2 separate regions of the Homo sapiens genome follow, and region 1 is linked to region 2. The links are chromatin loops, found by intact Hi-C in ENCODE. Cell type or tissue: CD4-positive, alpha-beta T cell. All regions are shown on one strand. Each heading gives the region's core, and the rest is flanking DNA. Links, peaks and the distances in the headings are about the cores only.

Region 1 (16,091 bases), core at 4,295-9,294, 120 kb after region 2:
TTTTATATTTTTAGTAGAGACGGGGTTTCACCATGTTGGCCAGGATAGTCTAGATCTCCTGACCTCGTGATCCGCTCGCCTCGGCGTCCCAAAGTGCTGGGATTACAGGCGTGAGCCACTGCGCCCAGCCCTTTTATTTTTTTGAGGCGGAGTTTTGCTCTTGTTGCCCAGGCTGGAGTGCAATGGCGTGCTCTCGGCTCACCACAACCTCCACCTCTCAGGTTCAAGTGATTCTCCTGCCTCAGCCTCCCGAGTAGCTGGTCCGGCTAATTTTGTATTTTTTAGTAGAGATGGGGTTTCTCCACGTTAGTCAGGCTGGTTTCGAACTCCTGACCTCAGGTGATCCGCCTGCCTTGGCCTCCCAAAGAGCTGAGATTACAGGTGTGAGCCACCGCGCCCGGCCAAATCTCCACTTTAATAATCCCAATGTCTTCCCACTGTTCTCAGGTCCCAGGAGTGAGGACTGCACCCTGCAATCCCTACATTGTGATGCCTCAGTGTCCACTCCTGCCCTTTCCTTTCTCCACTACCAGTTAACAACTGCTGTGGTCTCAATTGGACCCTGACGGATGCACCCACGCATCCTGTTCACTAAGCTGTATGAGTCCATTTTGTCTCCCTACCTGAAAGTGCTGTCTGGAAGGGACTAACACCTTCTGAGTTTCCCATGCCCCGCCTGATGCTGAAGTGATCAATACTTGTTTGTTGGTTGTCACCAAACGTTCCTCACTCATCCTCTTCCTTGTACCTAGTCACTCACTCTCTTCCAGAAAGACTTGTCCCTTAAAAACCATCTCACGGCCGGGGATGGTGGCTCATGCCTGTAACCCCAGCACTTTGGGGGGCTGAGGCGGGAGGATCACCTGAGGTCGGAGTTCGAGACCAGCCTGGCCAACACAGCAAAATACTGTCTCTACTAAAAATACAAAAATTAGCCAGGCGCGCAGGCAGGCGCCTGTAATCCCAGCTACTCAGGAAGCCGAGGGAGAATTGCTTGAACATGGGAGGCAGAGGTTGCAGTGAGCCGAGATTGCACCACTACACTCTAGCCTGGGTGACAGAGCGAGACTCCATCTCGGGGAAAAAAAAAAAAAAAAAAAATCTCACACTCCTCCCCTTGTCTCTTTCCAGCTCTCTGGTGGGCAGCCCATCCGTCCCACCTTCTGTTTCTCTGCATTCTCTGGGTCTTTTCAGATTCAGTAAAATGAAAGGGAGGAGGGAGAAGGCCCAACACCCCCTTTGGTGGTTTCAGTAGCAGGAGAAAAGGACTTAGTCAGCTGTCCTGGTAGGAAAGGTAGTTAAGTCATCTCCTGAAACCCATGTGAGAACCATCGACAGGAAGTGACAGTGGGAACCAGGAGACTGCAGTAATGGAAAACACACCACAGTTCTTGAGATTCAGAAGTTTCATATCTTTATTCACACAAAAAAAGTCACAGCATTTCAGACTATTCAAACACACAAACAGGAACAGAGGGTGCCCACCAGTGACAGCCTCGTCCCTAAGTCTGGATCAAAGGCCACGCTGGAGGGTGGGGTGTCCTCTCGGGCCTCCTCTCTCAGCATCCCGTGGCTCCCTGCTCCCAGCCTCACTGACATCCCCAAGAGCAGTTACAACTGTGCAGAAACAAAGTCACTTTAGAGGAGGCTGGGCCCCACCTCATTGCCATGGAAAAAGGCCAGATTCTGAGGAAAAGACAGAATCAGTGCTACTGTGTCATCAGTTGGGGGATGCTGGGCACTCCTGGGCCTGGCTGGCATCACCTGCGTCCCAGACCTGGGGCAGAGAAAAAGGCAGGACCCTCCCCACTTGGCAGTACTGGGCAGCAGAGAGTGTGGGTCACTGGTCACGTGACAGCCCCAAACTGCCACGCAGACCTCTCTGATGTGATCAGCCAGACACTCAGAGGGCACAACGCTTTCAAGCAAGAACACCAGCCTGGTTCCTAAAGGGGGTGGGTGAACAACGCTCCCAGAAATCTTAAGAACCCAGAGTCCTGGAGCGCTGGAACAATACAGGTGTCATTGGGTTGCAGCGAGGAGGGAAACTTGGTGAACACCAGCCCTCCGAGAGGGCGGAAATACCACTCCTGTCTATTTCCCAGAGCACGTGCCTGTGCCTTGGGGCTCAAGAGCAGTCTTTTCATGGCGGCAACTATGGAATCTAAGAGGAATGAAGGAAACGGCGCCCTCAGGAGGTGCTCAACATTGGTGTCTGACCCCCAGGCCTCCTTGCTGAACCTGGTGAGAAAGCTGGGGTTGGTCTAGGAGCTCCAGCCCACGCTGATCAGGCATGCCCCAGGAAAGCAGACAGGGACAAGCGCCTCAACGAGACTGGGCACAAGGCCGCAAACCAAGCTGCTTTTCCTCTGTCAGTCTGATGTTACTCATTGGACCTGGCCAAGGAGCGCCTCTTCCAAAGTCCTCCATCCTACCCGGCTCAGAGCAGTCCTTCCCGTGATCACTACTTTCCTTGGCTACATCTAACTTTTTTTTTCTCTGAAAGATACGACTGGATGGATGCCTGTGACTCTTGAAGGGGTGGCTGCTTTTACTGAGGACGGCAGTTCATCTAACACTTTACAGCTGTAAAATGTGGCGCATAGGTGTGTAGACGTTGATGTGTCAGCAGAAACCCCTGTATACCGGGTTCTATGCTATGCTACAGATACAGAGAAACAAGGAGACTGAGGGTCCTAGGGAAAAGTTATGCCATCTGGGCATGGTCAGGTCAGAAGCTCAAAAGACATTTGGCACAGTCTGCAGTCATTTCCAGAAACTACTACCCAGACGTACCTTGGCAAGCAGGTGAGCTGTGGAGCACACAGGACATCACTTCTGAAGGTGCCCAGGAGCACCTGGCTCGAGGAGGCTTTCATAGAAGGAGAAGTCCCCAGAGCCCCTTCCCTTTCTCTGTGCCATCTGCCATACTACTGAAAGTTATTCGGGGCAGACAGGGTCCCCTGGCTCTACCGCATTCCATGACTGCTCAGCGAGACCCACATGCTCGGAGAGAAAGTGTGGACACAAACTCTGTGGATGCAGCCCGAAAGAGGGTGCTGCCGCATCCGGATCCTCGCCAGCATGGCACTCCAGAAAAGAAAGTAATGGCGGGGGTCAGGGGGGTGGTCAGAGACACAGGGGGTCCCCAGACTGCCTAGCACATACATACATACCACTGGGGACAGTACAGAGGGGAGCAGGTCCGCCAAGGTTAGAAACCAAGAGACACAAATATTGCACATTCAGTCAAGGCATTTCCAAGAGAGTCACAGAAATAACTCTCTCTGAGACACAACATAACACATTTGGCAACTTTCAAAGAAACAGCCTTCCCCACTCCAAGCCATCAAAGGGTCCATAAGTGCCTTCATCTTTGGTCCAGTTGAAAAAGCCAGGGAAGGAAGACAGGGTCAATGGGGAGTAAGAAGAGGCTGCAGGTGCAGTTCCTACAGCTCCCACTTGTCTGACTCAGTGCAGGATGCCGCCTGTCTCAAACCTCTTCTTGGAGGGAAAACAAGCTCTCCAGAGGGTCCCGGCTGCTGGAGAAAGGTGAGGCAAAGCTGCATGTGGTGGCAGCCGGGAGCCCCAAATCCAGAGCAATGATCACCAACCTCCAACCACAACAAAGGACACCCCATCCTCCCTTTCCTTGGAGGCTCTATTCATGGGAATGCGGGGTACTCTGGCAACTCTATGCTTTACCTAAAACCTCAATTCGACAAACTGCAGCTAGAACCCTTTGCATCTGCTGCACGTCTTGGAGGGTGCATAGGAGGGACGGTGTTCCGAAGCAGCTGCTAACGTCCATTGTGGCACACATAGGGTGAAACCATGGCACGGCACGGGAACAATCCTCTTGGCTCCAGCGTCCTTAAAGTACAGGCCATTTCCAAGGAGCTAGGCCTTCCGCCCTCATCCCCCAGATCCCCGAAAGGCTCCGACTGGGAACCCAGCCCAGCTGCTGTTGTAAAGATCTGTTCTAATACTGGCTAAGCAAATGAAAGCAGGTTTCTGAAAAGGTATTCTGCAGCCAGAAGTCGCACTGTCTTCGGAGTCCTGCAGGTGGGGAGGGAGTTCCTTTAGTTTTGACCAGAACACTTCTTCACAGGGGGCCAGGATCAGCTGTGCTTTGCAGTGGCTCGGTCACTGGACAGGAGTGAGGTTTCACTTCACAGAGGGGCTCTGCTGACTGCTCTCCTGAAGGTCTGGAGTTTTCGGGGTCTTAGTTTACATCCGCGATCCTCTCTCCTGAAGAATCTGAAAGTTGGAGATGGGGGAGAGGCTGAGGCTGCTGAGGGAAAGACAGAGATGTCGGGGGATGCTTTCCACTGGACCCGATGAGTGGCATGATGGTCCTGTCATCCCAGGAAGCAAGCAGGGGTGCAGCCGCAGCCTCACCCGCAGTGCTTCTGGTGCGAAACACTCTCTTGCTGGGCACAGCTGGGTCTAAAGCTTATATGCTGTTGGACCAAAGCTTTGCCAACTGAAAGGAAGTGGTTCCAGCTTACCTGGTATCCACGATTTAGAAGCTGTGTGTGTGTGTGTGTGTGTGTGTGTGTGTGTGTGTGTGTGTGTTGGGGGTGAGGGGGGTGCACAGTGGAGGGAAAAGAAACAGTTTTCCAGGAACTTAAGGGAGGTAAAGGTCACCAAGGTAAGAAAACACCCTTTTCTCCTGAGGCAGTGAAAAAAGCACAGTTTTAAAGAATAAATCAAAATACCTTCCAAGTCTGAGTTCAGAAATCCTACCCTGTAGTAATTAGTGGCAACCAGCTTTTCTTTTTCATTGATTTGGCAGAGGATGGAGAAAGTCTACCCTTTTTAGGTTCATATTTTCTAACTAAAAACACCTGTCAGTGCTCCGTAAATCCCAATTAAATTACAACAGTCAAAAATAACAAAACGAGGGGAAAATGCAACGCTGGCTCTAGAAGGCCAGGGAAGAAGTGAGGAGCAAGAGTTCAGGAAAAGCCCACGGAGGGGGTGCGAACAAGCAAGCCAGAGGCAACTGCCCAGGGAAGGGGCTCCTTACCTTCGCCTTTTCGCTCGGCTCTATGACGATGCCATTGGTAGAATTATTTAGTTCTCTGGAGACAACACAGAGGAATTCTGCCTGATCCTCATTGCCGTAGTTATAGGAAGATCCGATGCTGATGAGCTGATGAACCAAGAATACAGTGAACATTCATGTGGCAATCTTAACATACTTTCGAAAGTGCTACACAAATCACCCCTCTTCCGACTGAACTTTTAAGTTATCAAAGGTTTAACTCTTTATATGAGTTCTCTGTGACTACCAAAGCCCCCGGGGAGAAATGGGCCTGTTCTTCATCAGGGCATCATTGGTGAGGCCTCCCCAGGAGGAAGAGTATGAGCTCCACTGTCCCCTCACCCAAGCTCTGAAGTCCCCCCCCGTCAGCGGCAGGATTAACATGCCCACGCCCCGTCGAGCACAGCAAGGGAAGACAGAACGCATCTGCCAACAAAATGGACATTTGCCTCAGTCACACACACAGCTGGCTCCTCTATCAGCAGAAGCCCTAGACTGGGGACAGGAGGCTCTGGAAAGCACCGAGCCAATCACTGATCAGCTACTGGAAGTCATATGCTGCTGGTACTTTTTATTTCCAGACAGGGTCTAGCTCTGTCACCCAAGCTGGAGTGCAGTGGTGCAATCACAGCTCACTGTAGCCTCCACCTCCTGGTCTCAAGTGATCCTCCCACGTCAGCCTCCTGAGTAGCTGGGACTACAGGGACTACAGCCACCATGCCTGGCTAATTCTTTTATTTTTGATAGAGAAGGGGGGTCTCGCTATGTTGCCCAGGCTGGTCTCCGAACTCCAGGACTCAAGCAATCCTCCCACCGTGGCCTCCCAAAGTGCCGAGATTACAGGTGTGAACCACCGTGCCCAGCATGCTGGTACTTTTAACCTTTTTGGATAATAGAATTCAGAATTTAATTCTAAAGAGGAAATACACACGCAGGGGAGCAGCTCAGGCAGAGGGTGAGGGCATCCCAGTGAGCAGGCGAGGCCTCACATGGGCGGCATGGCTGACTGTGGTAGGATGGGGCTGGGGGCGCCTCCGCCTGTCTGAAACAAACTTCCTCATCCAGAAGGGAGGCAATAGGAACACCCTCCGTCTTCCCACGGGACAGTAATAAGATGAGAAATTAACAAGAAATTATTCATTTTAGTTTCACAAAGAATACATTAAAAAAATCCTTTGCTTAAGAGCTCATATTAGGAAAAATACTTCTGGAGTGGAGGGCATTAAACTCTTGGCGACGTTTTACAACCCATGCCCAGTAAGAACCAGGATGACAGACACAGGCAGAGTGGATTCCGTGGTGGAAGCTAAGTGTGAGAAATAATCACCGCTGGCTCTGAAGGCAGAGACAGCTTTGCACTTGATCTGTGAGATAACAGCATTAATGCAAAGTGTGAGTTTTCTTTTAGAAGGTAAGCATCTGGTGAGACAGCTGTTGACCTGTTAAAACTCTACACATAAGTAGGCATAATCCGTATAAAATCATATTTACTCAGGCGGTTGATCCCAGGGTGGCGAGTGGCGGCGACCGAGACCCTGAGTGCAGCCTGACCCGCCCTCGCACGCGCGCCCTCCCTGGCCGGGCCCACTCGCCACGCGCCCAGCCATGAACCTGGCGAGCCAGAGCGGGGAGGCCGGCGCCGGCCAGCTGCTCTTTGCCAACTTCAACCAGGACAACACAGAAGTGAAAAGGGCATCAAGAGCAGCTGGTCTTGGCTGTCGCGCTGTTGTCTGGTTAGTTCCAACCCTGGTTTCTGAAAGTATCACCTTGGAAGGCTTATGTTAGAGGACTTTTTTGGCTTTTTGAAATTGAAGTGAACCAGTTAATAAGTGGCAGAGGATCACTTGAATGTGAAATAGAAATATCAAGGACTACATTTTTCCAGTGGACACCACAGCTTGTGGGAAGTTAGTGATGTAGCAATGTCTGTTTTAAATGCCATGTCTAAAAGGGATGGAATGAAGAAAGGGATTTGACTTTCCAAAAAAAAAAAAAATTGTATTTACTCTATTCGCTCTGGCCTTCCTATGTTTTGAAGGCAACAGAATTTAACAAGTCTGCCATCTAATGGAGGAGAACAGTGAAGCTCCAACTGTCATAGCTTTGTTTTGATAGCTCAGTCGTAAGCACGAGGCGGAGAGAAGTAGGGGAAACGGCCGCACCACACTTCCCATGGCGCCTGATCCTTCCTAGCACAGCTGTTCACCAAGCTCTTCACGGTGGATTACATAAGACATTCAGAACCAAAAAGTTCTGACCCTGGGAAAAGAAATGGAAGGATTGTTGTCGAATCCCAGTCTCCTTTAGGGACTCATTCTACGATCCCTGTGAGGGAACAAAAACCAAAGGCTTTGAGGCACTTCAAGCCTAAACTGCTCGTTGGCTCCCCTGGAAAGTCTGCGTGTGAAGCTAAGACATGATGCTCCTCTGTTTCCCCAACTCCTCACGCACCACTAGGCCAGCAGTGCCCACCAAATGGCTCTTTGCCCATGTTTTGGAATAGGATCCCACCTGGCCGTAGCCGTCTCCCGTGGTTATTAATTGGCCATCCACACTGATTGTTTGAAGAGCTGCAGACCCCTTGAACGGGGCCTGGGATTGCTGCTCTGTTAAGAGATGTACCTGTTCGAATTTCCAGCCGTCGGACATCGTGGACACCATCTGCGTGAGCTCTTCTTCCTGACACTGCAGGACTCTGTACACGTGCTTCACGGGGCCCTGCAATGACCAGGCGCAGACTGAGAACAGCACCAAGGACACCACAGTTTGCAGCTGCCCCAAGGAGGCTCTTCAAATGAATAAACACTGAAAAGGAGTTTGCTTGGAAATCTTTTCTTGGCAGCCACCCACTATCCCCTTTTACAAATAGTACTGTGGCGTTTCTTTTTTTCCCTTCTCTTTAAAAAATGTTTTTCTTTTTAAGTGACCACAAGCCAGCATACTGTGGCTTTTCAATAAAAACATATCCAAAGAGTGAAAGAATAAAAAAGGTAAAATAATTCTGAACTTCAGAGGGATGAATGCTTGAGCAACTATGCCAACAAACTTAGATTTAATCCATTTCCCCAAGTCAAAAATAAGGTAAAATTATTATTATTTATTATTATTATAATTTTATTTATTTATTTTTGAGACGGAGTCTCGCTCTGTCGCCCAGGCTGGAGTGCAATGGTGCAATCTTGGCTCACTGCAGGCTCTGCCTCCCAGGTTCACGCCATTCTCCTGCCTCAGCCTCCCAAGTAGCTGGGACTACAGGCACCCGCCACCACGCCCGGCTAATTTTTTGTATTTTTTAGTAGAGACGGGGTTTCACTGTGTTAGCCAGGATGGTCTCGATCTCCTGACCTCGTGATCCACCCGCCTCGGCCTCCCAAAGTGCTGGGATTACAGGCATGAGCCACCGCGCCCGGCCTATTTATTATTATTTTTTAAGACACAGTCTCACTCTGTCGCCCAGGCTGGAGTACAGTGGCGCGATCTCAGCTCACTGCAACTCCGCCTCCCCGGTTCAAGCGATTCTCCCGCCTCAGCCTCCCGAATAGCTGGGATTACAGGCGCCTGCCGCTAAGCCTGGCTAATTTTTGTATTTTTAGTAGAGAAGGGGATTCACCATGTTGGCCAGGCTTGGTCTTGAACTCCTGACCTCATGATCCACCTGCCCTGGTCTCCCAAAGTGCTGGGATTACAGGCATGAGCCACCGCACCCAGCCTTATTATTATTTTTGAGATGGAGTCTCGCTCTGTTGCCCAGTCTGGAGTGCAGTGGGGTGATCTTGGCTCACTGCAACCTCCACCTCCCTGGTTCAAGCGATTCTCCTGCCTCAGCCTCCCGAGTAGCTGGGATTACAGGCATGTGCCACTACGCCCAGCTAATTTTTTATTTTTTTTTCCTTTTTTTTTTTTGAGAGAGTCTCGCTCTGTCGCCCAGGCTGGAGTGCAATGGCACCATCTCAGCTCACTGCAATCTCCGCCTCCCGAGTTCAAGCGATTCTCCTGCTTCAGCAGCCTCTTGAATAGCTGGGATTACAGCCGCCCACCACCACGCTTGGCTAAGTTTTGTATTTTTAGTAGAGACGAAGTCTCACCATGTTGGCCAGGCTGGTCTCAAACTCCTGACCTCAGGTGATCCGCCCGCCTTGGGCCCCCAAAGTGCTGGGATTACAGGCATGAGCCACTGTGCCCAGCCAATTTTTTTGGATTTTTAGTGGAGACGGGATTTCGCCATGTTGGCCAGGCTGGTCTTGACCTGAGGCGATCCACCCACCTAGGCCTCCCAAAGTGCTGGGATTACAGGCATGAGCCACTGTGTCCGGCCGACAATGCTGTATTTTTTCTTCTATGTTTTCTTCCAAAAGAGGTATAACGATCGCCGGGTGCAGTGACTCACGCCTATAATCCCAGCACTTTGGGAGACCGAGGTGGGCGGATCATCTGAGGTTGGGAGTTCAAGACCAGCCTGGCCAACATGGTGAAACCCCATCTCTACTAAAAACACAAAAAATTAGCCAGGTGAGGTGGCACGTGCCTGTAATCCCAGCTACTCGGGAGGCTGAGGCGGGAGAACTGCTTGAACCCCGGAGGCAGAAGTTGCAGCGAGCTGAGATCGCGCCATTGCACTCCAGCCTGGGCGACAGAGTAAGACTCTGCCTCGAGGAAAAAAAAAAAAAAAAAAGAGGTATAGCTATCATTAACCAAAGTACTAAGGATTTCAAAGATTTCCTTCCATATTACATATAGTACAAATCCTCTGAAGATTTTAATTGGTTGTAACCACTTATTTTGGAAACCAATTGTATAAGTACAAAATTCAGAGTATCACAAAAGATCTGTGATGTTGGCCACAGCTGTCAAAGTCCCAGGTATTTAAGATGCCATTATACTGCCTCTTTTTTCTCCCTTCCAAAGTAAACCACTTGTGCTCTCAAATGCACCAGGATCAATCACCTACAAAAAATACTATTCTAAGAAATAGGAGTCTGGGTATGGTTGCTCACGCCTGTAATCCCAGCACTTTGGGAGGCTGAGGTTGGTGGCTCGCCTAAGATCAAGAGTTTGAGGCCAGTGTGGCCAACATGGGGATACCCTGTCTCTACTAAAAATACAAAAATTAGCCGGGCGTGGTGGTGCACACCTGTAATCTAGCTACTCGGGAAGCTGAGGCAGGTGAATCGCTGGAACCCAGGAGGCAGAGGTTGCAGTGAGCTGAGATCGCATCACTGCACTCCAGCCTGGTCAACACAGCGAGACTCTGTCTCCAAAAAAAAAAAAAAAAAAAGAAAAAAGAAAAAAAAAGAAACAGAGGAAAGTAGTTAGGTGGCAGCCACTAAGAGCTAAGAGGTCATGAAACCGAAGGTAGGGTTGAGGCCCACATCTTGGGCTTGGCTTGAATCCTGCATGTGTGAGGGGCTACAGGTAAGTTCAAGGAGGTAACATGTTTGAAAATCCACACACAAAAAAATAAAGAAAAATACAAAATGAAACAAAACGAAAATCCACACACAGCCAACTTCATCTTAGAGCCACATACAACAAGTATAAAAGAGGGTGTCTTTGAATAACATCAAATCCATTTTTCAGTTTCACTACATAAAAAGGACAGATGGAAAGATAGTTAACATCAAAAAGGTCTTGACATTCCTAGAACAAAAAAGCTTCCAAAGGGGTATAAATCCACAAGCCTTCAGAATCTAGAAGACTAATTAATTTAATTGCGGTCATCAAACAGAAATCTTATAATGCTCTCCAGGAATTAGCTAATGACGAAGAAGGGAGAATGTTCAGGTACCATGACTTGAATCATTTCAAATTACATAATTCATGGTACTTTAAAATCTATAGTAAGCAATCATTTTTTTAGAATGTGGGAAACTGAGGATAAGGCTAGATTACCAAAATGTCTAAACTATTAAATATCTACAATAGTGAAAGATACCACGTAAAGGTAAGATAGCAAAGAGACTGGTGACACTGGATCACATTCCAAGTGGTAATCTGCAAACCAACTACAAAGCCACCTTTGAACATCAAAAAGGAGCCTTTGAGCTGTCAGCTAGATGGAAGAAAACTAAATGAATAAGCCCTTCTCTTCACTTTTGCAAACTGCTGGAGATAAAGTGGATAAAAGAGTTAATTTTTCATCATTAGTGTCAGTTATTCATCCAAATATTCCAGTTAGAGCCAGAAAACTTTTTTTTTTTGAGATGGAGTCTCACTCTGTTGCCCAGGCTGGGGTGCAGTGGTGCCATCTCAGCTCACTGCAACCTCTGCTATCTTAGTTCAAGCGATTCTCCTGCCTCAGCCTCCCAAGTAGCTGGGATTATAGGCGCCCGCTACCACACTCAGACAATTTTCGTATTTTTAGTAGACAGGGTTTCTTTCTTTCTTTTTTTTTTTTTAGATGGGAGTTTCGCTCCTGTTGCCCAGGCTGGAGTGCAATGGCGTGATCTCGGCTCACCACAACCTCCTCCTCCCGGGTTCAAGCCATTCTCCTGCCTCAGCCTCCCAAGTAGCTGGGATTACAGGCATGTGCCACCACCCCAGCTACTTTTGTATTTTTAGTAGAGACAGGGTTTCTCCATGTTAGTCAGGCTCGTCTTGAACTCCTGACCTCAGGTGATCCACCTGCCTCGGCCTCCCAAAGTGCTGGGATTACAGGCATGAGCCACCACGCCCGGCCAGTAGACAGGGTTTCACCATGTTGGCCAGGCTGGTCTTGAACTCCTGACCTCAAGTGATCTGCCCTCCTCAGCCTCCCAGAGTGCTGGGATTACAGGCGTGAGCCACCATACCTGGCCTAGAGCCAGAAAACTTTGATATATGAAATCTAACATAGAAAGACCAAGGCATTATTTTTTACTTTTAAAAGTAAACTTATGCCAGGCATGGTGCCTCATGCCTGTAATCCCAGCACTTTGGGAGGCTGAGGCAAGTGGATCACTTGAGGCCTGAAGTTCAAGACCAGCCTGGTCAATATGGCGAAACACCATCTCTACTAAAAATACAAAAATTAGCCAGGCATTGTGGCACACACCTGTAATCACAGCTACTCAGGTGGCTGAGACATGAGAATCGCTTGAACCTGGGAGGCAGAGGTTGCAGTAAGCCGAGATCATGCCACTGCACTCCTGCCTGGGTGACAGAGGAAAACTCTGCCTCAAAAAAAGAAGAAAAAAGAATAATTTTCCTGCCTTCTTAATGGCAGGAAAATTCTGTGCTGCAATAGATTATACCTAAAGCATCTACTACCAGTATCTGATGGGAAAAGAGGCAATTATGCTACAACACAGGTAGTCATGGTGGAGCACGACTCTGCCTTCTTACTGTTAACTCTGTAGTTGCAGTTTCTTAAAACAGTCTAATCGCATGAAAGAGAGGGTCTATTTTCCTGGCTATACTTCAAGCTTCTTTTTTTTTTTTTTGAGATGGAGTCTCCCTCTGTCGCCCAGGCTGGAGTGGTGCAGTGGTGCGATCTTGGCTCACTACAAGCTCCGCCTCCTGGGTTCACACCATTCTCCTGCTTCAGCCTCCCGAGCAGCTGGGACTACAGGCACCCATCACCATGCCTGGCTAATTTTTTTTGTATTTTTAGTAGAGACGGGGTTTCACCGTGTTAGCCAGGATGGTCTCGATCTCCTGACCTCATGATCTGCCCGTCTCGGCCTCCCAAAGTGCTGGGATTACAGGCGTGAGCCACCGCGCCCGGCCGACTTCAAGCTTCTTGAGGGCAAGGACTTTCAATTACTTACAGAATCCCAAGGGCCAAATAGAAGCTATTATGGCCATTCAAACACACGACAAACATATGACGAATGGCAGGATGTGAAATAGATGTGCCGTAACATCTTTCTTTCCTCTAACTAGGTGGGCAAATTCCCTTTCGCTCTTGTTACTGTATCTGAGTTAATATCAAAATCAAGGCCAGGTGCGGTAGCTCACACCTGTAATTCCAGAACTTTGGGAGGATGAGGTGGGCGGGTTGCTTGAGTTCAGGAGTTTGAGACCAGCCTGGCCAACAAGGCTCGTTTCTACCCAAAATACAAAAAATTAGCCAGGTGTGGTAGCTTGCAGCTGTAGTCCCAGCTACTCGGTAGGCTGAGGTAGGAAAATCACCTGAGCCTGGGAAGCCAAGGCTGCAGTGAGCTGTGATCACGCCACTGCACTCCAACCTGGGCAACGGGAGTGAGACCTTGTCCTCCCTCTCCCCGCCAAAATCAAGACACCATCATAAAGAGCAGCTTGATATTATGTTCTTAGAAGCATGGTTCAGGCTGGGTGTGGTGGCTCACTCCTGTAATCCTAGCACTTTGGGAGGCCAGCCTGGGGGAGAGAGTGAGACTCTGTCTCAAAAAAAAAAAAAAAAAAAAAAAAAAGCATGGTTCACAAGCAGCTGCTGAAGCGTACCCCATGAGACTGGTTTCAAGTGGCTCACAGGAGCTGCATGTGACTCGATCACATGCTAAAGGCTCATCTCCATAAAGAGTGGCCAAGCTGGGCGCAGTGCCTCACGCCTGTAATCCCAGCACTTTGGGAGGCTGAGGCGGGCAGATCACCTGAGGTCGGGAGTTCGAGACCAGCCTGACCAACATGGTGAAACCCCATCTCTACTAAAAAAATACAAAAATTAGTCAGGCGTGGTGGCACACACCTGTAGTCCCAGCTACACGGGAGGCTGAGGCAGGAGAATTACTTGAACCTGGGAGGCAGAGGTTGCAGTGAGCCGAGATTGCACCACTGCACTCCGGCCTGGGCGACAGGGCGAGACTCCATCTCATAAAAAAAAAAAGAGCGGCCAACGGGTGCAACCAAGACCTCTATGGTCTTTAGGAGGGAGACATACTCGGGCAGAGAACAGGTTTTAGACCTAAAGTGCCCTGGGCGCCTCCTCCCGCCATCTGGTAAGCAGCGACAATCTTCTCATTCTATTGGGACATAGGCCTATTCTGTTTTCTTTGTGGTTTCTTCTTTTCTCCTGTGCAGTTTGGCTGAGTGTGCATTCCCTGCACTGCAAACGGTGTTCCACACACACCTCCAGCTCTAAGGGTAAAGGCATCCTTTTCAAATCACAGACCGACCGACAGAAGCCCACTTGAAACAACCCTCCTTAACAGTTCCAAATACATTACTTGTGAAGTTCTGTTCTCATTGTCCCGTATCCTTTCCTTAACCAGCCGCACAAGGGACGCGATGTTGTAAAACTCCGCTTCCTCCAGCACACCTGGAACAAGGACAAAACTGCAGTCAGATAGGTGCGAGGGTTTGCCAGAAAAACACCAAGGAGAGGATGAAGGTTACATGCTTGCTAAAAACTGCTTATTTATTTATTTACTTATTTTTTGAGACGGAGTCTTACTCTGTCGCCCAGGCTGGAGTTCAGTGGTGCGATCTTGGCTCACGGCAACCTCCGCCTCCTGCGTTCAAATGATTCTCTTGCCTCAGTCTCCCAAGTAGCTGGGACTACAGGCACATACCACCACACCCGGCTGTTTCTATTTTTTCCCCCCGCCCGAAACAGAGTTTCATTCTTGTTGCCCAGGTTGGAGTGCAATGGCATGATCTTGGCTCACTGCAAACTCCGCCTGCTGGGTTCAAGAGATTCTGCTGCCTCAGCCTTCCAAGTAGCTGGGATTACAGGCGCTTGCCACCACGCCTGGCTAATTTTTTGTATTTTTAGTAGAGACAGGGTTTCATCATGTTGGTCAGGCTGGTCTTGAACTCCTGACCTCAGGTGATCCATCTGCCTTGGCCTCCCAAAGTTCTGGGATTACAGGCGTAAAGCCACCGCACCCAGCCAATTTTTGTATTTTTCGCAGAGACGGGGTTTTGCCATGTTGGCCAGGCTGGTCTCAAACTCCTAACCTCAAGTGATCCGCCCACCTTGGCCTTCCAAGTGTTGGGATTACAGGCATGAGCCACAGCTCCTGGCCTAAAAACTGCATTATTTAAATGCAAATCCAATCTCTCTCCTTCTGCTAGGAAATATCTCTTTGCTATTTTCGGTAAACCCATGACCTTTTCTCCAACATAAATTAGTCAAACGCCAGGGTATGTTCTGCTCACTCCATTTCAACCCTCCTTTCCCTACCTGGCACCTGCCCATTAGCTGCAGGACACTTTTCCCATATGTCACTTAGTTCCTGGAACTAGTCATGTTGGACACCTCCTGAACTTGATATTTTTGTCCAATCTGCCCTCAAAAGGACTGGGGGTGGGGGTGGAGGTGTGTGTACAAATTTATGTGGGCCAAACTTAATAGGATGCTAATCATTTGAACAATATAAAAGGCAACCATTTAAAGACTTGCATGCTAAATGAACTCAAAGGCCTTAGGGCAACTATGAGACGTGTGATCCTATAGGAATAAATTTGCTATAAAGGCCATTATTAGGACAACTGACAAAACTGCAATATAAGCTGTAGATAAAAGCATCAGTATTAAATTTCCTGAGTTTGATAACTGTACTGTCTGTGGTTACATAAAACAGTATCCTTGTTCTTGGGAAATATATACAAATATTAAGGGGTGAAATCTGCAATCTATTCTCAAATAGTTCAGAAATAACTGTGGTGGGAGAGGCAAGAGGATGGGGGTAGGGAGGGGGAAATAGAGAATGAAGGACAATGCAAATATGATTTAAAAAAAAAAAAGGTCGGGCATGGTGGCTCACGCCTGTAATCGCAGCATTTCGGGAGGCCAAGGCGGGTGGATCACGAGGTCAGGAGTTCAAGACCAGCCTGACCAACATGGTGAAACCCCCGTCTCTACCAAAAATAAAAAAATTAGCCAGGCGTGGTGGCATGCACCTGTAATCCCAGGTACTCAGGAGGCTGAGGCAGGAAAATCGCTTGAACCCGGGAGGTGGATGTCGCAGTGAGCTGTGATAGTGCCATTGCACTCCAGCCTGGGCAACAGAGGGAGACTCTGTCGCCAAAAAAAAAAAAAAAAAAAAAAAAGGTCGGGCGCGGTGGCTCATGTCTGTAATCCCAGTACTTTGGGAGGCTGAGGCAGGCAGATCACAAGGTCAGGAGATCGAGATGAGACCAT
Region 2 (16,091 bases), core at 8,038-13,037:
AGGTCAGGCGTGGTGGCTCACGCCTGTAATCCTAGCACTTTGGGAGGCCGAGGCGGGCGGATCATGAGGTCAGGAGATTAAGACCATCCTGGCTAACGTGGTGAAACCCCGTCTCTACTAAAAATACAAAAACAAAATTAGCCAGGCGTGGTGGTGGGCACCTGCAGCCCCAGCTACTCGGGAGGCTGAGGCAGGAGAATGGCGTGAACCTGGGAGGCGGAGCTTGCACTGAGCCGAGATCACGCCACTGCACTCCAGCCTGGGCGACAGAGCGAGACTCCATCTAAAAAGAAAAAAAAAAAGGCCAGGCAAGGTGACTCACGCCTGTAATCCCAACACTTTGGGAGGCCGAGGCAGGGAGATTGCGAGGTCAGGAGTTCGAGACCAGCCTGGCCAACATGGTAAAACCCCATCTGTACTAAAAATACAAAAATTATCCGGGCATGGGCCTGGCGCAGTGGCTCACATCTGTAACCCCAGCACTTTGGGAGGCCGAGGTGGGTGGATCACAAGGTCAGGAGATGGAGACCATCCTGGCTAACACGGTGAAACCCCATCTCTACTAAAAATACAAAAAAAGAAAAAAAATTAGCTGGGCATGGTGGTGCGTGCCTGTAGTCCCAGCTACTCGGGGAGGCTGAGGCAGGAGAATGCCGTGAACCCGGGAGGTGGAGCTTGCAGTGAGCCAAGACTGTACCACTGCACTCCAGCCTGGGCGACAGAGCGAGACTCCGTCTCAAAAATAATTAAATAAATAAAATTATTCCGGTGTGGTGACACACGCCTGTAATCCCAGCTACTCAGGAGGCTGAGGCAGGAGAATTGCTTGAACCTGAGAGATTGCAGTGAGCTGAGATTGTCCAGCCTGGGCAACAGTGAAAGACGCTGTCTCTAAAAATAATAATAATACAAAAATTAACCAGTCATGGTGGCATAGCCTGTAATCCCAGCTACTCAGGAGGCTGAGGTGAGAGAATCACCTGAACCCAGGAAGTGGAGGTTGCAGTGAGCCAAGAGCCCACCATTACACTCCAGCCTGGGTGACAGAGCGAGACTCCGTGTCAAAAAAAAATTTTTTATTCTTATTTTTATTGATTTTATTTTTTATTTATTAGAGACAAAGGTCTTGCTATGTTGCCCAGGCTGGTCTTGAACTCTTGGCCTCAAGTGATCCTTGTGCCTTGGCCTCCCAAGGTGCTGGGATTACTGATATGAGCATATGAGCCACCGTCTCCTAGTCCACTTTCTTTTTCTTTTCCTTTTTTTTTTTTTTTGAGATGGGGCCTCATTACGTCATCCAGGCTGGAGAGCAGTAGTGTGATCACAGCTCACAGCTCACTGCAGCCTTTGCTTCCTGGGCTCAAGTGATCCTCCCATCTCAGCTTCTTGAGTAGCTCCGACCACAGGCAAGCACCACTATGCCTGGCTGATTTTTGGTATTTTTGATAGAGACGAGTTTTCACCCTGTTGCCTAGGCTGGTCTCGAACCACCCAACTCAGCCTGCCAGGCCTGCCAAAGTGCTGGGAATTCAAGGGTGAGCCAGTGTGCCCAGACCCACTTTCTTTTTCCAAAGCATCCTTTTTCAGTGCACAGCTATCCGTTTCCTCCCACCCCTATAAAAATGATGGAAGGAGAGGTGCAGTGGCTCACGCCTGTAATCCCAGCACTTTGGGTGGCTGAGGTGGGCGGATCACAGGGTCAAGAGATCGAGACCATACTGGCCAACATGGTGAAACCCCATCTCTACTAAAAATAAAAAATTAGCTGAGCGTGGTGGCTCGCTCCTGTGGTCCCAGCTACTCGGGAGGCTGAGGCAGGAGAATCGCTTGAACCTGGGAGGTGGAGGTTGCAGTGAGGCGAAATCACGCCACTGCACTCCAGCCTGGCTACAGAGCAAGACTCCATCTCAAAAAAAAAAAAAAAAAAAAAGATGGAGGGAGAATATTAATAGGAAATTTCTATCTCTTCACAATTTTTTCCTGGAAATTGCAAAAGGATTTTCAGAATATAATTTCAGTACATTGCCTAGACCCAGCTCCCAGAATTTCAATGTGCCCTTGGAATACATATTGCTCAGACATTTGAACATGTATTTTTTTTTTTTTTTGAGACGAAGTTTTTCTCTTGTTGCCCAGGCTGGAGGGCAGTGGAGTGATCTCAGCTCACTGCAACCTCTGCCTCCCAAGTTCAAATGATTCTGCTGCCTCAGCCTCCCAAGTAGCTGGGATCACAGGCGCCCACCACCACACCCAGCTAGTTTTTGTATATTTAATAGAGACGAGGTTTCACCATGTTGACAAGGTTGGTCTTGAAGTCCTTACCTCAGGTGATCCACCTGCCTCGGCCTCCCAAAGTTCTGGGATTACAGGCGTGAGCCACTGTGCCCAGCTATTGTTTTTCTTATTTTTTTAGATGAAGTTTCGCTCTTGTTGCCCAGGCAGGAGTGCAATGGTGTGATCGCAGCTCACTGCATCCTTCATCTCCCAGGTTCAAGCAATTCTCCTGCCTCAGCCTCCTGAGCAGCTGGGATTATAGGCGTGCGCCACCACGCCCGGATAATTTTTGTATTTTTAGTAGAGATGGGGTTTCACTATATTGTCCAGGCTGGTCTCGAACTCCTGACCTCAGGTGATCCACCTGCCTCAGCCTCCCAAAGTGCTGGGATTACAGAAGTGAGTCACTGAGCCCGGCCTTGAACATGCAGCATTATTATTATTATTATTATTATTATTATTATTATTATTTTGAGATGGAGTCTCACTCTGTCGCCCAGGCTGGAGTGCAGTGCAGGATCACAGCTCACCACAACCTCCGCCTCCTGGGTTCAAGTGATTTTCCTGCCTCAGCCTCCCAAGTAGCTGGGATTACAGGCGCCTGCCACCGCGCCCACCTAATTTTTTGTATTTTTGGTAGAGATGGGGTTTCACCATGTTGGCCAGACTGGTCTCGAACTCCTGACCTCGTGATTCTCCCACCTTGGCCTCCCAAAGTGCTGGGATTACAGGCGTGAGCCACCGCCCCCGGCCGAACAAGCATCTTATACAAATTCCTCCTTTGCCTGAAGGTGATTTTGTAATTTAGTGTAATAGGTTGTCAGGTAGTTTTTTTTGGGTTTTTTTTTCTTTTGAGACAGAGTCTTGCTCCTCTCGCCCAGGCTGGAGTGCAGTGGTGCAATCTCGGCTCACAGCAACCTCTGCCTCCCAGGTTCAAGTGATTGTCCTGCCTCAGCCTCCCGAGTAGCTGGGATTACAGGCGCCTGCTGCCACGCCCAGCTGTTTTTTGTATTTTTAGTAGAGACCGGGTTTCACCATGTTGGCCAGGCTGGTCTTGAACTCCTGACCTCAGGTGATCTGCCTGTCTCAGCCTCCCAAAGTGCTGGGATTACAGGTATGAGCCACTGTGCCCGGCCAGTATCTCTTTGTCTTTTCCCTAGCACACAGCAGGAGCTCAGTTAACACTACTTTCTAGCTATGTGATAGCATGTTTACTTAACCCCTTTGAGAGTAGCAAATAACTACTACACCTGCTTGCAATCATTTGTGTAAGAGGAAAATGAGCTAACATTAGTAATGTCCCACTTAGTGCTTGATAGGTGGCAGGTACTCAACAATTGTTGGTTCTCTTTCTCTTTCACTTCTTGTGTATTTCCTCCTCCCCCAATCATAAGTTATATGAGTCAGAGATTTTGTCTCCCCTTCTTGGTATCTCCAGTGTCATAGTATCTTACACATAGTAATGGGGTTTTTTTGTTTTGTTTTGTTTTGTTTTTGAGACAGGGTCTTGCTCTGTCACCTAGGCTGGAGTGCAGTGGCACAATCTCGGCTCACTGCAACCTCCACCTCCCGAGTTCAAGCGATTCTCCTGTCTCAGCCTCCCAAGTAGCTGGAATTACAGGCATGCACCGCCATGCCCAGCTAATTTTTGTATTTTTAGTAGAGACAGGGTTTTGCCTGTTGGCCAGGCTGATCTTGGAACTCCTGGCCTCAGGTGATCCACCCTCCTCGCCATCCCAAAGTGCTGGGATTACAGGCGTGAGCCATCGCACCTGGCCCAGTAATAGGTTATTTTTGTTGTTTTTTGAGGTAGGGTCTCACTCTGTCACCCAGGCTGGAGTGCAGGGGCACAATCATAGCTTATTGCAGCCATAATCTCCTGGGCTCAAGTAATCCTCTCACCTTGTCCTCCCAAAGTGCTGGAATTACAGACATGAGCCACTGCAACCAGCTGATAGTTTCAATTCATTCATTCATTCATTCATTCAGTGAATCCTCGAACGCCTACAACGTACAAAAGCTTGGAGTTGAGAGAGAACATTTAGGAACCCCAAGTGATTGAATATGACCAAAGCAGAGGCTTCAGGATGAGAAACAAGGCTATAGAGTGGTTAATTTGGATTAGTTCTCAAAGGGCGCATAGGTCATATCCTGTGAAGCAGATGATTAGTGAGGAACCAGGGAGTATCAGAAACTTCTTTTGGTTTATTTTTTATTTTATTTTATATTTTTTGAGACAGAGTCTTGCACTGTCGCCCAGGCTGGAGTGCAATGGCACAATCTTGGCTCACTGCAACCTCTGCCTCCCGGGTTCAAGCGATTTTCCTGCCTCAGCCTCCTGAGTAGCTGGGACTACAGGTAGCCGCCATGATGCCCAGCTAATTTTTGTATTTTTATTTATTTATTTACTTACTTACTTATTCTGAGACAGAGTCTCGCTGTGTTGTCACCCAGGCTGGAGTTCAGTGGCACCATTTCGGCTCACTGCAACCTCTGCCTCCCGGGTTCAAGTGATTCCCCTGCCTCAGCCTCCCGAGTAGCTGGGATTACAGGCGCCTGCTACCATGCCCAGCTAATTTTTATCTTTTTAATAGAGACGGGATTTCACCAGGTTGGCCAGGCTGGTCTTGAACTCCTGACCTCAGGTGATCTGCCTGCCTTGGTCTCCCAAAAGGCTGGGATTCCAGGCGTGAGCCACAGTGCCTGACCCTTTTGATTTATATTTATTTTATAATGGCTTGTGTTTCTCAAACTTTATTATTTATTACTTTTTTTTTTTTTTTGAGGCAGGGTCACACTCTGTCACCCAGGCTGGAATGCAATGCTGCAGTCTCAGCTCATGGCAACCTCTGCCTCCTGGTTTCTAGCAATTCTCCTGTCTCAGCCTCTGGAGTAGCTGGGTACGCCACCATGCCCGGCTAATTTTTGTATTTTTAGTAGAGACGGGATTTCACCATGTTGCCCAGGCTGGTCTTGAATTCCTGAGCTCAGGTGATCCCCTCACCTCGGCCTCCCAAAGTGCTGGGACTACAGGCATGAGCTACCGTGCCCGGCCTCAAACTTTAGTGTGTTTAAGAATTACCAGGGCTGGGCATAGTGGCTCCCACCTATAATCCTATCACTTTGGGAAGCTGAGGTGAGGGGATCTCTTGAGCTCAGGGGTTTGAGACCAGTCTGAGGAACATAGTGAGAGCCCCATCTGTACAAAAAATTTTAAAAAAATTAGCCTTGTGTGGTGGCATGCACCTGTAGTTGAAGCTACTTGGGAGTCTGAGGCAGGAGGATCCCTTGAGCCCAAGAGGCAGAGGTTGCAGTGAGTTGAGATCACACCAATGCACTCTAGCCTGGGCAACAGAGTGAGACCTTCCCCAAAAAGAGAACAAAACAGGCAGATTTGGCAGGGTACAGTGGCTCATGCCTGTAATCCCAGCGTTTTGAGAGGCTGAGGCTAAGGCTGGAGGATCACTTGAGCCCAGGATGCCATTTCTTTCTTTCTTTCTTTTTTTTTTTTTTTGAGATGGAGTTTCATTCTTGTTGCCCAGGCTGGAGTGCAGTGGCGCGATCTTGGCTCACTGCAACCTCTGTCTCCCGGGTTCAAGTGATTCTTGCTGGGATTACAGGCATGAGCCACCACGCCCGGCCAGGAGATGCTATTTCTATAAAAAATAAAAAGCCACCACGCCCGGCCAGGAGATGCTATTTCTATAAAAAATAAAAATAAATTAGGTGGGCGTGGTGGTGCCTGTCTGTAGTCCTAGCTACTCAAGAGGCTGAGGCGAGAGGATGGTTTAAGCCCAGGAGTTCGAGGCTGCAGTGAGCTATGATTTGCGGTACTGCACTCTATCCTGGGTGGAAAGCAGACCTTTCTTAAAAAAGAAAAAAAAAAATTAGGTGAATTCCAGAGCCAACCTTCCAAGGGGCCCAAAAATTTGTATTTAAACCAGCCCTTTAGATGATTCTGACTCATTTAAAAATCCATGAATAATGGAGGTACTATTTATTTTTTTTTGAGACGGAGTCTCGCTCTGTCGCCCAGACTGGAGTGCAGTGGCGTGATCTTGGCTCACTGCAAGCTCCGCCTCCCAGGTTCATGCCATTCTCCTGCCTCAACCTCCTGAGTAGCTGGGACTACAGGCACCCGCCACCACGTCCGGCTAATTTTTTGTATTTTTAGTAGAGATGGGGTTTCACTGTGTTAGCCAGGGTGGTCTCGATCTCCTGACCTCGTGATCTGCCCGCCTCGGCCTCCCAAAGTGCTGGGATTACAGGCGTGAGCCACCGCACCCGGCCTGGAGGTACTTTAAAACAGATGGGTTAGGCTGGGCGCGGTGGCTCACGTCTGTAATCCCAGCACTTTGGGAGGCCAAAGTGGGCAGATCACCTGAAGTCGGGAGTTCGAGACCAGTGTGACCAACATGGAGAAACCCCGTCTCTATTAAAAATACAAAATTAGCCAGGCACGGTGGTGCATGGCATGCCTGTAATCTCAGCTACTCAGGAGGCTGAGGCAGGAGAATCGCTTGAACCTGGCAGGCGGAGTTTGCAGTGAGCTGAGATCTTGCCATTGCACTCCAGCCTGGGCCACAAGAGCAAAATTCTGTCTGAAAAAAACAAACAAACAAATAAACAGCCGGGCGTGGTGGCTCACGCCTGTAATCCCAGCACTTTGGGGGGCCGAGACGGGCACATCACGAGGTCAGGAGATCAAGACCATCCTGGCTAACACGGTGAAACCCCATCTCTACTAGAAATACAAAAAATTAGCCGGGCGTGGTGGCATGTGCCTGTAGTTCCAGCTACTCAGGAGGCTGAGGCAGAAGAATCGCTTGAACCCGGGGGGCAGAAGTTGCAGTGAGCCGAGATCGTGCCACTCCAGCCTGGGCGACAGAGCGAGACTCCGTCTAAAACAAAACAAACAACAACAACAACAAAAAAAAACAGATGAGTTAGGAGGGTATTTCCATATTGCAGTATCTTTGTGTTTTTTTGTTTTTTTGTTTTTTTTTTTGAGACGAAGTCTTGCTCTGTTGCCCAGGCTAGAGTGCAGTGAGTGGTGTGATCTTGGCTCACTGCAACTTCTACTTACTGGGTTCAAGCGATTCTCCTGCCTCAGCCCCCTGAGTAGCTGGGAATACAGGCGCCTGCCACCATGCCTGGCTAATTTTTGTATTTTTAGTAGAGACACTGGGTTTCACCATGTTAGCCAGGCTAGTCTCAAACTCCTGACCTCAGGCAATCCATCTGCCTTGGCCTCCCAAAGTGCTGGGATTACAGGCGTGAGCCACCAGAGGGTTTCACCATGTTAGCCAGGCTGGTCTCAAACTCCTGACCTCAGGCAATCCATCCGCCTCGGCCTCCCAAAGTGCTGGGATTACAGGCGTGAGCCACCAGAGGGTTTCACCATGTTGGCTAGTCTGGTCTCAAACTCCTGACCTCAGGTGATTTGCCCGCCTCGGCCTCCCAAAGTGTTGGGATTACAGGCATGAGCCACCGTGCCCGGCTGATATTGCAGTATCTCTTGAGAGTGTTTTTTTTTTTTTTTTTTTTTAATGGAGTTTCGCTCTTGTTGCCCAGGCTGGAGTGCAATGGTGAGATCTCAGCTCACCACAACCTCCTCCTCCCGGGTTCAAGCGATTCTTCCGCCTCAGCCTCCCGAGTAGCTGGGATTACAGGCATGCGCCACCACACCCAGCTAATTTTGTATTTTCAGTAGAGACAGGGTTTCTCCATGTTGGTCAGGCTGATCTCGAACTCCTGACCTCAGGTGATCCTCCCACCTCGGCCTCCCAAAGTGCTGGGATTACAGGCATGAGCCACCATGCCCGGCCTCTTTTGAGAGTGTTGATCTGAACTAGATGGTCTTCCTGCTTTGGCCTATCACACATCTAAGGTCTTAAGCCTCTTCCTCCCCAAAGAGAACCTACAGAAGGCCAGCAAATGCAGCTCCATCCAGAGGCCAAAGAAATTAGATTTGGTAAGAAGGTGGAATAGACAAGATTTGGCCAAGATTGATTGGATGAGGAGTGTGTGAAGGAGAAGAAGTCAGGAATGTTGCTGGCCTTTCCAGCTTGGGGCAGCTGTTGTAGTGGTGTGTCACTCAGTTTAAGAGTGACAGGTCAGGAAGAAGGACCCATGTGGAAGGTAAAGTGAGGAGTTTTAGTTGAGAGTTGCTGGGTCTGAGGTGCCTCTGGGATATCCAAGTGGAGATGTTCAGAAATCAACTGGAAACTCAGAAGAAAGACGTGGACTAGAAATAATGGATTTGAGGATCATTAGCAAAGAGATGGTAATGAAAATCGGTGAAATCATCCTCGGAGAGGGAATGGAGTGATAAAAGGATCTTGAAGAAAACCCTAAGGAACAGTTAAGGGAAGGAGTGAGTAAGAAAAAAAATTGCAGAGAGAACAAAGGACAGGCTAGAGATGAGAGGAAAACCTACCTCCTGCAAAGTTCAAGAGGAGTGACAAACTGAGAAGCATACTGGATTCAGCAAAGAAGTCTGCGGTGACCTTGTGGAGAGCAGTTTTAGTGGAACTTTGGGGACAGCACCAGATTGCAGTGGGTTGAGGAGTGAGTGGGAGGGGAGGGGTTGGAGACAGCTGGCGGGGACATTTTTTCGAGCTGTTTGGCCAAGAATGGAGAGAGATAGGATGGTAACTTCATAGAATTGGGAGCTTTTTTTTTTTTTTCTATACTAACGGAGGAGAGGAAGAAAATTCAGGGACAAAAGGAAATAATAAAGCCCCGGGGGAAGAAGCGAGATGGAATCCAGTGCACACACATCGGATTGTTCTTCAGACAGGAGGGACGCATGTGTATGTTTTAACTGGATGCAACGAGGAAAGGATTAAATTGGCTGGAAGCTTGATTGTTGGGTAGTTCTCGCTTATGGATACTGTTTCCTCTTGGAAGACAGGCGATGAGTAAGGATCTCGTTGAATGAATACATGAATATTTTCCCGTAGCTAGTCAAAGTCTAGGGTTACCAGCAGGACAGAAGAAGACACTGTAGGCCGGGCGCGGTGGCTCACGCCTGTAATCCCAGCACTTTGGGAGGCCGAGGCGGGCGGATCACGAGGTCAGGAGATCGAGACCATCCTGGCTAACACGGTGAAACCCCGTCTCTACGAAAAATTAGCCGGGCGTTGTGGCGGGTACCTGTAGTCTCAGCTACTCGGGAGGCTGAGGCAGGAGAATCACTTGAACCCGGGAGGCAGAGGTTGCTGTGAGCCGAGATCGTGCCACTGCACTCCAGCCTGGGCGACTGAGCGAGACTCCGTCTCAAAAAAAAGAAGAAGAAGAAGAAGAAGAAGACACTGCATTTTAGGCAAGAGTCCGGTGGGAAGCAGGTTGAGATTGACTGAGAGGAAGTAACCATGGGAGGGCTGCTGGTCCACTGAATGAGAGAGATTTTTCCAGAACCTCATGCTGGGGCTTTGATTTAGGAATCCCCTTCCTCCTCTAGTAAGTCTGCCTTCCCTGGCCTATGGCTTACGTCTAAAGCCTCGAGCCTCATCGTTCCCACCGAGGACCAGCTGGAAGCCATTTTGATTATGCTCCACCACGAAGGAGGACAATACAGCCCCGCCCAGAGCCAGGCGCGCCCCCGCGGCGGGCCGGGTGCGCGTGTCCGCGCCTCTTCCCGCCGGCCGGGCGGGCGCCTGGCCCAGGACGCGGTGGCGTGGGACGGGGGGTGGGGGTGGTTATGTAAGCGTTGCGCGCTCCCGCGAGGCGCCAGCCAATGGGAGGCTTCGGCTACTCGTGCTCGCGCACGCAGGGTGGGGGGAGGGAGCGCACGACGTGCGCGCACCCTCTCCCCTCGTCCACCGCTGCCGCCTCCTTCTTCTGCCGCTCCTGGTGCTGCTTGTGTGCTCGTTTGGTGCGGACCTGGTACCTCTTTTGTGAAGCGGCAGCTGAGGAGACTCCGGCGCTCGCCATGGCCGACGAAAAGCCCAAGGTGAGCTCGCCGCCGGCCCCTTCGCCTCGCCGCGCGGTGGGGGTCATGGCGCGGGCCGGGGTCCGGCCAGAGCCCGCCGCTGGCTCCCAGCGCTTTCCCGGGCCCCCCACGGGGCCGGCCGCGGCTCAGGCCCGGGCGCTCCGCGCCATTTTCCTCCCTCCCTCTCTTCCTCCCTCCCGCGCCGAAGGAGGCCCCGCCGCTCTCTCCCGCCCCCGGCGGCCTCCGAGTGCGCGCCGGGCGCGAGTTGGGCGGGCAGAAAGCGGACGCCCGCGGACCCACCAGCCCCGAACGGGGATTCTTGGCCCAGCCGGCCGGCGCGCGTGAGGAGGGGCGTTAGGGCGCGCGGGGTCTCCACCTTCTGTCGACCCCGCGTCGGGTGTTGCAGTCTCCGAGGCGGCGAGGAGTCCTCTGGGCTCGGGCTTCACCTCTCGGGTAGGAACCGCGGGCATCTGGGGACCCCTGCCTGGGGCCGCGGCGGCGGGGCGAGGGTTCGGGGCGAATCAATGGGCTGCGGACGGGCAGGAACCTGGATGCCCGCGGGCCGCCGTCCTGGGCCTGGGGGTAGGGGGATTCCCGTGGAGTATTTCCCACTTTAATAGCCTCAGGGGCCCGAAGGGGGAGGGGCAGCGGCTTTTCCCTGGGTGCCAACGAACCCCTAATCCGCGAACACCATGTGGTTTCATGAAGTTGGAGGCACAGGTACGAGCAGAGAGACTTTGTGCGGCTTAACTTTTGAACGCGGCTTTTGAGGCACCCGGAGACTTCCCGGGAGGACTTGGGGACACCCATCATCGGGGCACACGGGACTTGCTGCTTTTAGTTTGGTGGCACCCCCCGCCTCCCGCGCCTTTACTTTCTGGAGCGTTTTAGGGCTACAGAATTGCTTCTGCACTCGATTTTGGACAACTTTAGGTTGGGTCGAAATCTACAAGAAACAAATCAGGATAAAACTGTGTATTTGACCCATGACAACAAAGGGGGGGAGGGGAGAATAAGTGCTCTTAACCGAAAATAAAAATGAAGCTGCTAATAGAGGAGAACGTTAACTGTGGTCCTGACTGAGTATTACCGCTGTTCCGGGGGGAATCGGGATATTCTTCGATTGTTTTTTTTGTTTGTGTGTTTCCTTTAATGGAGATTGGATTTAGGTTATTAAACTGAGTTTGGTAACTTTTTAATGACAACGGTAATGAGTTTTGAATGGCAGGCTGTAGATTTATTGTTTTGTTTCTTGCAGTTGTACTTAAAGTGCTTAGAAAAGAGAAGGGACTCTATTTTTAACTTTTTTGGGGGGTAAAGTATTTTGGGAGTGATATATGTCATTTTAGGAAGTTTAACTTCAAGAGAACGTTGCAATACACTGAATAGGACCCAACTTTAAACATATTGTTGCTACTGATAGTATTGCATGTAGGCTTTTCCGTATCTGACAGCTATCTAATACTGTTACTGCAGGATTTTTCCGCTTTCACATTGATTTCAGCAGCTGAAAACAGCAGTATGCCGTTTTAGCATACAGTATGAGAAACCTGTTGATTTTTGAAGCAACTAGGGCTGCTGCTGCTTTATAAAACGTGTTCGTTGATCACATTTCCCAAATTATACTTTTATTTTTCTTTTAACAGGAAGGAGTCAAGACTGAGAACAACGATCATATTAATTTGAAGGTGGCGGGGCAGGATGGTTCTGTGGTGCAGTTTAAGATTAAGAGGCATACACCACTTAGTAAACTAATGAAAGCCTATTGTGAACGACAGGTGAGGAATTCATATGTGTACTTCCACTGAATAAAACTATTTTTAAAAATCTTATTTTCATGGGAACAAAAACTAGACTAGCACATTACAGTGACTTTTTGATGGGATGAATATGCACTTGGCACGTCAGTTTTGTCGTGCACTTGGTATATTGATAGCTCGTGAAAACCCTTAGGATGATTTGGTTAGTATTATATGTGGTTCCAGTCCTGTGCCAGAAATCCATCAAATTATATTTACAATAATTTTTTTTTACCAAGGAAATGTAATTTTATGTTTATAAGAAAATAAGAGTGAACTTGGTAAAATTACTTATAAGTCTTTTATTATTTTATTTTATTTTTTTGAGATGGAGTTTCATTCTTGTTGCCCAAGCTGAAGTACAGTGGCCTGAGCTCAGCTCACTGCAACCTCCACTTCAAGCGATTTTCCTGCCTCAGTCTCCTGAGTATCTGGGATTACAGGTGCCCACTACCAGGCCTGGCCAATTTTTTTTTTGTATTTTTAGTAGAGATGGGGTTTCACCGTATTGGCTAGGCTGGTTCCAAACTCCTGACCTCAGGTGATCCGCCCGCCTCGGCCTTCCAAAGTGCTGGGATTACAAGCATGAGCCACCGCGCCAAACCAAGAAGTCGTTTTTTTTTTTTTTTTTTTTTTTTTTTTTAAGCTGGGAGTCTCACTCTATTTCTTTTAAGCTAGAACTTATCTACCTTGTAAATTGTGTTTTATTTTTGTTTTTGTTTTTGATGGAGTCTTGCTCTGTTGCCCAGGCTGGAGTGCAGTGGTGCAATCTTGGCTCACTGCAACCTCTGCCTCCTGAGTTGAGGCTATTCTTATGCCTCAGCCTCCTGAGTACCTGGGATTTCAGGCGTGCGCCACCACGCCCGGCTAATTTTGTATTTTTAGTAGACCTGACCTCAACTCCTGACCTCAAGTGATCCGCCCACCTTGGCCTCTCAGAGTGCTGGGATTACAAGCATGGGCCACTGTGCCTGGCCCCTTCAGATTGTTCTAAATAGGCTCAAAATAGAATAAGGCTTAAACCTATGTAAGTTGGGAAATTGAGTTTGAGTTTATACTTGAAAGATCAGTGAAGATAAAAACTTCCTTTAGGCCTGATGCAGTGGCTCATATCTGTAATCCCAGCACTTTGGGAGACTGAGGCAGGTGGCAGTTGACATCAGCCTGGCCACCATGGCAAAATCCCATTTCTACTAAAAATCCAAAAAAATTAGCTGGGCGTGGTGTTACACGCGCATAATCCCACCTACTCCGGAGGCTGAGGCTGAGAATCCCTTGAACCTGGGAGGTGGAGGCTGCAGTGAGCCAAGATCACACCACTGCACTCTAGCCTGGGTGACAGAGCGAGAGCATTTCAAAGGAAAAAAAAAAAAAAACTTTAGAATGTTTGAAGTATTTTTATGCCTAGTGTATTTACAATGTAATAAGAAAATACTGTGCTCATAATTGATATGTAAACCTTCTTGTATGTAGTTCCTTATAAAGATACCTTTTTTTTTTTTTTTTTTGAGACAGAGTCTCGCTCTGTTGTCCAGGATGGAGTGCAGTAGTGCAATCTCGACTCACTGCAACTTCTGCCTCCCGAGACCAAGCGATTCTCCTGTCTCAGTCTCCCGAGTAGGTGGGACTACGGGCGCACGCCACCACGCCCAGCTAATTTTTGTATTGTCAGCAAGATGGGGTTTCACCATATTGGTCAGACTGGTCTTGAGCTCCTGACCTCAGGTGATCCACCTGCCTCATCCTCCCAAAGTGCTGGGATTACAGGCGTGAGCCACTGTGCCCAGCAAGATACCATATACTCTTATTTGAAGAATTTTGCTGAAATCACCCTACATGAACTTATGAATTGTGTTAAATAATTTATAAACTGGCATCTTCTATATTTGAACACTAGTGCCCCTTCAGGATACAGGGGAATTTTAAAAGGTAATCCTTTTGGAGAACTTCTTTAGCAAAACTGCATACAAAATAGAAAATCATAGGCTGGGCGTGGTAATCCAGCACTTTGGGAGGCCAAGGCTGGAAGACCAGTCTGGACAACATAGTAAGACCTCATCTGGTTTTTTTGTTTTGTTTTGAGGTGGAGTTTTGCTCTTATTGCCCAGGCTAGAGTGCAGTGGCGCAATCTCGGCTCACTGCATCCTCCGCCTTCCAGTTTTAAGCGATTCTTCTGCCTCAGCCTCCCAAGTCACTGGGATTACAGGACCTCGTGAACCACCCGCCTCAGCCTCCCAAAGTGCTGGGTTTACAGGCATGAGCCACTGCGCCTGGCCCAGACCTCATCTCTTAAAAAAAAATTAGGTGGTTGTGGTGGCACATACCTGTAGTCCAGGCTATTTCAGTGACAGAGGTGGGAGGATTGCTTGAGCTTGGCAGGTCTAGGCTGCAGTGAGCCATGATCTCATCGCTGCACTCCAGTGTGGGTGACAGAATGAGACCCTGTCTCAAAACCACAAACAAACAGAATCATGCTTCAGTTTGGTGGTTTTGAACAGTATTCTTTTCTTTTTTTTTTTTTTTTTTGAGAGTCTCGCACTGTTGCCCAGGCTGGAGTGCAGTGGCACCATCTCGGCTCACTGCAACCTCTGCCTCCTGGGTTCAAGCGATTCTCCTGCCTCAGCCTCCCAAGTAGCTGGGACTACAGGTGCGTGCCACCGTGCCCAGCCAATTTTTGTATTTTTTGTAGAGACGGGGTTTCACAATATTGGCCAGGATGATCTCGATCTCTTGACCTCGTGATCCGCCTGCTTCGGCCTCCCAAAGTGCTGGGATTACAGGTGTGAGCCACTGGTGCCTGGCCTTGAACACTATTCTTATGCATATCTTATTTAACTTTTCTGCAATTGCAAAATTTTGCCTTTTTTTTTTTGAGACAGGCTTTTGCCCTGTTGCCCATGCTGAAGTGCAGTGGGAGGATTATGATCATGGCTCACTGCATCCTCTGCCTCCCAGGCTCAAGCAGTCCTCCCACCTCAGGCTCCCAGGTAGTTGGGACTATAGGCTTGTGCCACTGGGCGATTCTTTTTTTTTTTTTTTTTTTTTTTGAGACGGAGTCTCGCTTTGTCGGTCAGACTGGAGTGTAGTGACATAATCTCGGCTCACTGCAACCTCCACCTCCCGGGTTCAAGCAATTCTCCTGCCTCAGCCTCCTGAGTAGGTGGGATTATAGGCACCTACCACCGTGCTCGGCTAATTTATTTTTCGTAGAAACGGGGTTTTACCACGTTGGCCAGGCTGGTCTTGAACTCCTGAGCTCAGGTGACCCACCCGTCTCGCCACCTCGGCCTCCCAAAGTGCTGGGATTACAGGCATGAAGCACTACGCCTGGCTTTTCTTTTCTTTTTTTTTTTTAAGATGGAGTTTTCCTCTTGTTACTGAGGCTGAATGCAATGGCGCAATCTAGGCTTACTGGAACCTCCGCCTCCCAGGTTCCAGTGATTCTCCTGCCTCAGCCTCACAAGTAGCTGGGATTACAGGCATGCACCACCACGCCTGGCTAATTTTGTATTTTTAGTAGAGACGGGGCTTCACCATGTTGATCAGGTTGGCTGCTCTGAAACTCCTGACCTCAGGTAATCCACCTGCCTTGGCCTTCCAAAATGTTGGGATTATAGGCGTGAGCCACTGCACCTGGCCACCATGCAAATTTTTTAATTTCTTTTTTTTTGAGATGGAGTCTTGCTCTGTTGCCCAGGCTGGAGTGCAGTGGCATGATCTCAGCTCACTGCAACCTCTGCTCCTGGGTTCAAGCAATTCTCCTGCCTCAGCCTCTTGAATAACTGGGATTACAGCGCCTGCCACCTAGCCTGGCTAATTTTTTGTATTTTTATTTATTTAATTAATTAATTTTTTTTTTTTTTTGAGACAAGAGTCTCGCTCTTGCAATGGCACGATCTCGGCTCATTGCAACCTCCACCTCCCGGGTTCATGCAATTTTCCCCCCTCAACCTCCGGCTGGAGTAGCTGGGACTACAGGTGTGTGCCATTGTGCTCAGCCAATTTTTGTGTTTTTAGTAGAGACGGGGTTTCACCATGTTGGACAGGCTGGTCTCGAACTCCTGACCTCAGGTGATCTTCCA

The links. Hi-C counts contacts between places; a loop is a spot of excess contacts. Peaks named below come from ENCODE experiments on the same cell type or tissue, not always from the same donor. Only the 100,000 strongest peaks of a DNase experiment are listed, where the experiment ranks them.
Region 1: it touches region 2 in a loop (3-fold over the local background); 16 of 110 quality-filtered maps call a loop at or near these places.

Annotation. Positions count from the first base shown.
Region 1 is chr17:75,051,187-75,067,277 of GRCh38, reverse strand. KCTD2 (potassium channel tetramerization domain containing 2) reads right to left here. Exons shown (of 6, transcript NM_015353.3): 3 at 14,173-14,264; 4 at 7,673-7,768; 5 at 5,033-5,158; 6 at 1,392-4,260. The coding sequence ends at 4,231. Among named protein-coding and RNA genes, the nearest start is that of KCTD2, 12 kb to the right of the region's middle. In CD4-positive, alpha-beta T cell, for the core only: a CTCF peak has its summit at 7,036; a DNase peak (open chromatin) is centred at 7,147.
Region 2 is chr17:75,176,954-75,193,044 of GRCh38, reverse strand. It overlaps SUMO2 (small ubiquitin like modifier 2), which reads left to right and starts at 10,086. Exons shown (of 4, transcript NM_006937.4): 1 at 10,086-10,231; 2 at 11,857-11,988. The coding sequence starts at 10,211. RefSeq lists silencers at 9,787-10,016, 10,147-10,546 and an enhancer at 10,128-10,778. In CD4-positive, alpha-beta T cell, for the core only: a CTCF peak has its summit at 10,467; DNase peaks (open chromatin) are centred at 9,984, 10,434 and 10,854; H3K4me3 peaks cover 3,072 bases; H3K27ac peaks cover 3,451 bases.